Regions from separate parts of the Homo sapiens genome. Here region 1 is linked to region 2. A link is an interaction called in ENCODE POLR2A ChIA-PET data of the cell type or tissue named here. Cell type or tissue: OCI-LY7. All regions are shown on one strand.

Region 1 (2,500 bases), 84 kb before region 2:
CATATCCTACATCACAAAGCCCAGCAAGTAGAAGTGCAGCAGGGAGGGGGAAAAGAGAGCCTCAGATTCTCTGGAGGCCCCAGATGGGAAACTTGATGCAAAGGTTCAAAGCCTGGCTTTGCACTCATTGGCTAGCGGACACTAGGGAAAGTCACTTCCCCTCTCTAAGTCTTCATTTCCTTACCTGGAAAATGGGAGTAATAACAGACCAACCTCATAGAGCCGAGGGTTAGATTGGATGATGTGTGTAAAGGGCCAAGCATAGCACCTGGCAGGTGATGGGTGCTTGGTTCATTTATTCATTCAACAAACACCCATGCCCACACCTTGTCTAGGACCCAAGAGAAAGCATGAGGCAGGGACTCCTTGCCATTGGTTGCCATGACAACCCAAAAGTCTTACTCCAGGCAGCTTCCCCATCCCTCCTTCTTGACGTTCTCCAAACCCAGGAACACACCACCACCCCACCCCCACACCAGGGGCTGCTTCCTTCTTCCTCCTGCTCCCTTCCCACCCCTGCTTAGCATCCAAAGCCTTCTTCGGTTTCCTAGGAGCTGGCCCAGTTGCTAAGCGACAGCAATCAGTCCCTCTCATGCCTGCAAGGATCCTGCACAGCCTTGTGGCTGAGGAAGGGGCCATGGGCTCAAGGAAGACCAGGAGCCTCTGCCCCCTGCTGAGTCCCTCAGCCTGTCACCTGCCTCCCTGGTTCTCCCTCAACCAGACTCTAGGAAGCCCCAGCTGAGGCCAAGGCTGGAAGCAAAAATCTGGAGGCGGTGGGAGAGGCTCAGAGAGGGCAAGGAAGGGCTTTATGGTCACACAGCAAGCTGGAAATTGGAGGTCCTCCCCAATCTGGGCAGGGATTTTCCTAAAAATGAGAGCTGGGGAGGTGAAAAACAGGCAGAAAAACAGGATGAGAGAGGAGTGGGGGAAGGGTGGAGGTATTTGAGGGAGCAAAATGACAGAGAGCTGAGGAAGGGAAAAAGGGATGGCCATGACAAGTAGGCAAGAGGGAAGATGGGTGTCCCATGAGCTGGTGCCCCTAGAGGGCCACCTGTGGGTTTTCCTGGTCTTGCATCCATCTTCCATCTGATTTTTCTTTGGGACAGGACCTATCTCCTTCTCACCACCCCCCTCTCACATGACTTAGTGGGGTCCAATCCCTCCCTCCGCTCCAGTAATGGGCTTGTGACTCAGGCCTGATCCATTATTCAGTGTAATTGGTTCAGAGATAGACATGTGCCCCAGCTTGAGCCAGTAAAAATTAATCCCAGGACATTGGTTGGAAATGGTAGGAAATAGAAGTGATTTTTCTGTTGGAGTGGCTAAGCTGGCAGGGTGCCCGCCTGGAGTTGCTAGGGCCATCTCTCACCTGGGGAGAGTCTGCCTAAGAATGAAGCTAACACAGAGACCAGCAGAGCTAAAAGACAGATTCCTAATGGCATCGTTTGAACACCTGGACCCAGCCATGCCTGAAGCTACATGTCAGTCATATAAGCCAATAAAGTAGCTCTTTTGCTTAAGCCAGTATGAGTTGGGTATTTGTCAGTTACAATTTAATGACTACACCTCCACACTCACCTGTCACCTGTCATCCTGAGTGTCTGGTCTGTTGCTGCTAGTCCCTGGGGACTCAACAGGATTTTGCCCCCAGGAACTTACAACCCAGTGAGCTTGGACTGTTTGTCCACACAGGGAACCTGACTGCCAGCCCAGAAGTGCCCCAGGACTGAGGAGGTCCCAAACGCCAGGCAGCAGGGGAGACCCAGGGGACTCCTGCTCATTCTCAGACCACCCTCCACACCACCTCCACCTTAAGCATACCTGGCCTGAAGCACATGGCAGCGAAGGCAGCGGCCCTGCCCATCCTCCAGCATCTGCACTGACAGGCAGATCTCACCCTGCACTTCTGCATCTGGGTCCACTCGGCTCAAGTTAATCCAGCTGTCAATCCCTGAAGGGCACAGGCACTAACATTTATGAAGCGCCTACCATGTACTGGGCATTGTGTTAACTTAAAAATTCAATTAACATTATTTTCATTTTTTTTTTTTTGACACAGGGTCTGGTTCTGTTGCCCAGGCTGGAGTGCAGTGGCACAATTTTGGCTCACTGCAACCTCTGCCTCCTGGGCTCAAGCGATTCTCCTGCCTCACCCTCCCGACCAGCTGGGACTTTAGGCGTGCACCACCATGCCTGGATAATTTTTGTGTTGTTCTGTAAAGATGGGGTTTCATTATGTTGCCCAGGCTGGTCTCAAACTCCTGAGATCAAGCGATCCACCCACCTTGGCCTCCCAAAATGCTGGGATTACAGGCATGAGCCACTATGTCCTGCCTCAATTAAAATTAAAAATGTGTCAAGACCCTGGCTTCTGATATAGGTGCTGTAATTATCCCCATTTTCAGATGAGGAAAATGAGGCACAAGGAGAAAGAGTTTTGTCCATGGTCTCACAGCTAGCAAATGGCAGAGCTGGAATTTGAATGCAGGCAGTATAGTTA
Region 2 (2,500 bases):
ACCACACCGCCATTTCCCTTCTTAACAATTCTTCTAACTGGTGTGGTATGCCTATAATCCTAGCTACTCAGGAGGCTGAGGCTGGAGGATCCCTTGAAGCTAGGAGTTTAAGACCAGCCTGGGTAACAGAGTAAGACCCCTCCCCTCCCCTCCCCACCCCTTCCCTTCCCTTCCCTTTCATTGAGACAGAGTCTCACTCTGTCGCACAGGCTGGAGTATGATGGTGCAATCTAGGCTCACTGCAATCTCCACTTCCTGGGTTCAAGCAATTCTTGTGCCTCAGCCTCCCGAGTAGCTGAGATTATAGGTGCACGCCACCACACCCAGCTAATTTTTATATTATGAGTAGAGATGGGGTTTCACCATGTTGGTCAGGCTGGTCTCGAACTCCTGACCTTAGGTGATCTGCCTGCCTCAGCCTCCCAAAGTGCTGGGATTACAGGCATGAGCCACTGTGCCCAGCTAATTTTTTTTTTTTTTTTTTTTTTTTTGTAGAGATGGGGTTTCACCCTGTTGCCCAGGCTGGTCTTGAACTCTTGACCTCAAGTGATCCATCTGCCTTGGCTTCCCAAAGTGCTGGGATTATAGGTGTGAGCCACTACTTCCAGCCAGACACCCCATCTCTAAAAAAAGAAAAAAAATTAATTAGGCAGGCATGGTGGCATGTGCCTGTAGTCACAGCTACTTGGGAGGCTGAGGCAGGGAGATTGCTTGAGCCCAGGAGTTCGAAACCAGCCTGGGCAACATAGCGAGACCCTGTCTCTACAAAAATGTAAAAAATTAGCCAAGAGTGGTGGCGCATGCCTGTAGTTTCAGCTACTCAAAAGGCTAAGGCAGGAGAATCGCCCAGGAGGTCAAGGCCGCAGTGAGCTATGAACGTGCCAATGCACTCAAGCCTGGGTGACAGAGCAAGATCTTGTCTCTAAAACTAAAAACTTCTAGAAACCAAATTCCTTGATTAGGCCTCAAAGGCCCTGTGTGATCTGTCTCCTTCCCCTGCTTTCCCAGCCCATCTTTGTCCCTTCCCTCTAGCTCACTGGCATTCTCTGGGTTTCTGAACTAGCCAGGCTTATTCTTGTCTCATTACTGAGGTGCACTCTACCCTCCACCTGGAACAGGGGTTGGCAAACTATGGCCCACAGGCCGAATCCAGCCAGCCACTTGTATTTGTAAGTAAAGTTTTGTTGGAACACAGCCCATTCATTTACATATTGTTTGTGGCTGCTTTTCCCCTATAACAGCAAAGCTGAGTTGAGTAATTGCAACAGACCATCTGGCCCACAAAGCCTAATGTTTTTACTATCTGGCCCTTTGTAGAAAAAGTTGGGGCCAGGTGCGGTGGCTCACACATGTAATTCCAGCACTTTGGGAGGCTGAGGTGGGAGGTGGGAGGATCACTTGAGACCAGGAATTCAAGAACAGCCTGGCCAAAATGGCAAAACTCTGTCTCTACTAAAAGATACAAAAATTAGCCAGGCGTGGTGGCACATGCCTGTAATCCCAGCTACTCAGGAGGCTGAGGCACAAGAATCACTTGAACCTGGGAGGTGAAGGCTGCAGTAAGCTGAGATCATGCCATTATACTCCAGCTTGGGCATAGAGTAAGACTGTCTCAAAAAAAAAAAAATAGTTCGCTGATCCCTAGCTTGGAAGGTTCTTCCTCACTGCACTTGCCTGGTTCACGCCCTCGCATTCTTCATATCTTGGCTTCAATGTCCCTGACCTTTTGGTGTTAAGTTCTCCTGTAACACTCCCTTTGAGAAGTACATTGTACTTCTCAAAACTGTAATTAAATGAATTCTTTAATTCCTACCTTCCTTACTGTGAACTCCATGAGGCTGGAACCACATGGGCTTATTTATAAGACCTGGCACCTAGTAAGTACTTACAATAATTTGTGGAGTAAATGAATTTTTTTTTAAAAAAAAAAAGCTACTTAGGCCAGGCGCAGTGGCTCACGCCTATAATCCCAGCACTTTGGGAGGCCAAGGCGGGCAGATCACTTAGGGTCAGGAGTTCAAGACCAGCCTGGCCAACACGGTGAAACCCCATCTCTACTAAAAATAAAAAAATTAGCTGGGCATTGTGGCGGGCACCTGTAGTCCCAGAGACTCGGGAGGCTGAGCCAGAAGAATTGCTTGAACCCAGGATGTAGAAAATGAAATAGAGGTTCCTCTTCAAAGGGACTTTCCTCCCAGTCTAATTCAGAATAGGTAGTAACCTCTCTTAGAACCAAAATTTACTCGAAGACCTGTGTTAATATTCTTCAATTCTGCTAGCTGTAATAAAGAAATCAGGCCGGGCGCGGTGGCTCATGCCAGTAATCCCAGCACTTTGGGAGGCCGAGGCGGGTGGATCATGAGGTCAGGAGATCGAGACCATCCTGGCTAACAAGGTGAAACCCCGTCTCTACTAAAAATACAAAAAATTAGCCGGGCGCGGTGGCGGGCGCCTGTAGTCCCAGCTACTCGGGAGGCTGAGGCAGGAGAATGGCGTGAAC

The links. Peaks named below come from ENCODE experiments on the same cell type or tissue, not always from the same donor. Only the 100,000 strongest peaks of a DNase experiment are listed, where the experiment ranks them.
Region 1: POLR2A ChIA-PET joins it to region 2 with 9 read pairs; 3 of 35 experiments call an interaction of 5 or more read pairs at or near these places.

What each region holds. Positions count from the first base shown.
Region 1 is chr12:113,119,688-113,122,187 of GRCh38, forward strand. It overlaps RASAL1 (RAS protein activator like 1), which reads right to left. Exons shown (of 21, transcript NM_001301202.2): 5 at 1,822-1,951. Among named protein-coding and RNA genes, the nearest start is that of RASAL1, 15 kb to the right of the region's middle. RefSeq lists a silencer at 568-768. In OCI-LY7, a CTCF peak has its summit at 1,076; a DNase peak (open chromatin) is centred at 1,524; H3K4me3 peaks cover 1,294 bases; H3K27ac peaks cover 2,344 bases.
Region 2 is chr12:113,203,312-113,205,811 of GRCh38, forward strand. The region is part of intron 2 of DRC10 (dynein regulatory complex subunit 10); the gene reads right to left. Among named protein-coding and RNA genes, the nearest start is that of DRC10, 17 kb to the right of the region's middle. RefSeq lists an enhancer at 1,319-1,388. In OCI-LY7, no CTCF peak of the experiment used is centred here; a DNase peak (open chromatin) is centred at 1,244; H3K4me3 peaks cover 391 bases; H3K27ac peaks cover 1,680 bases.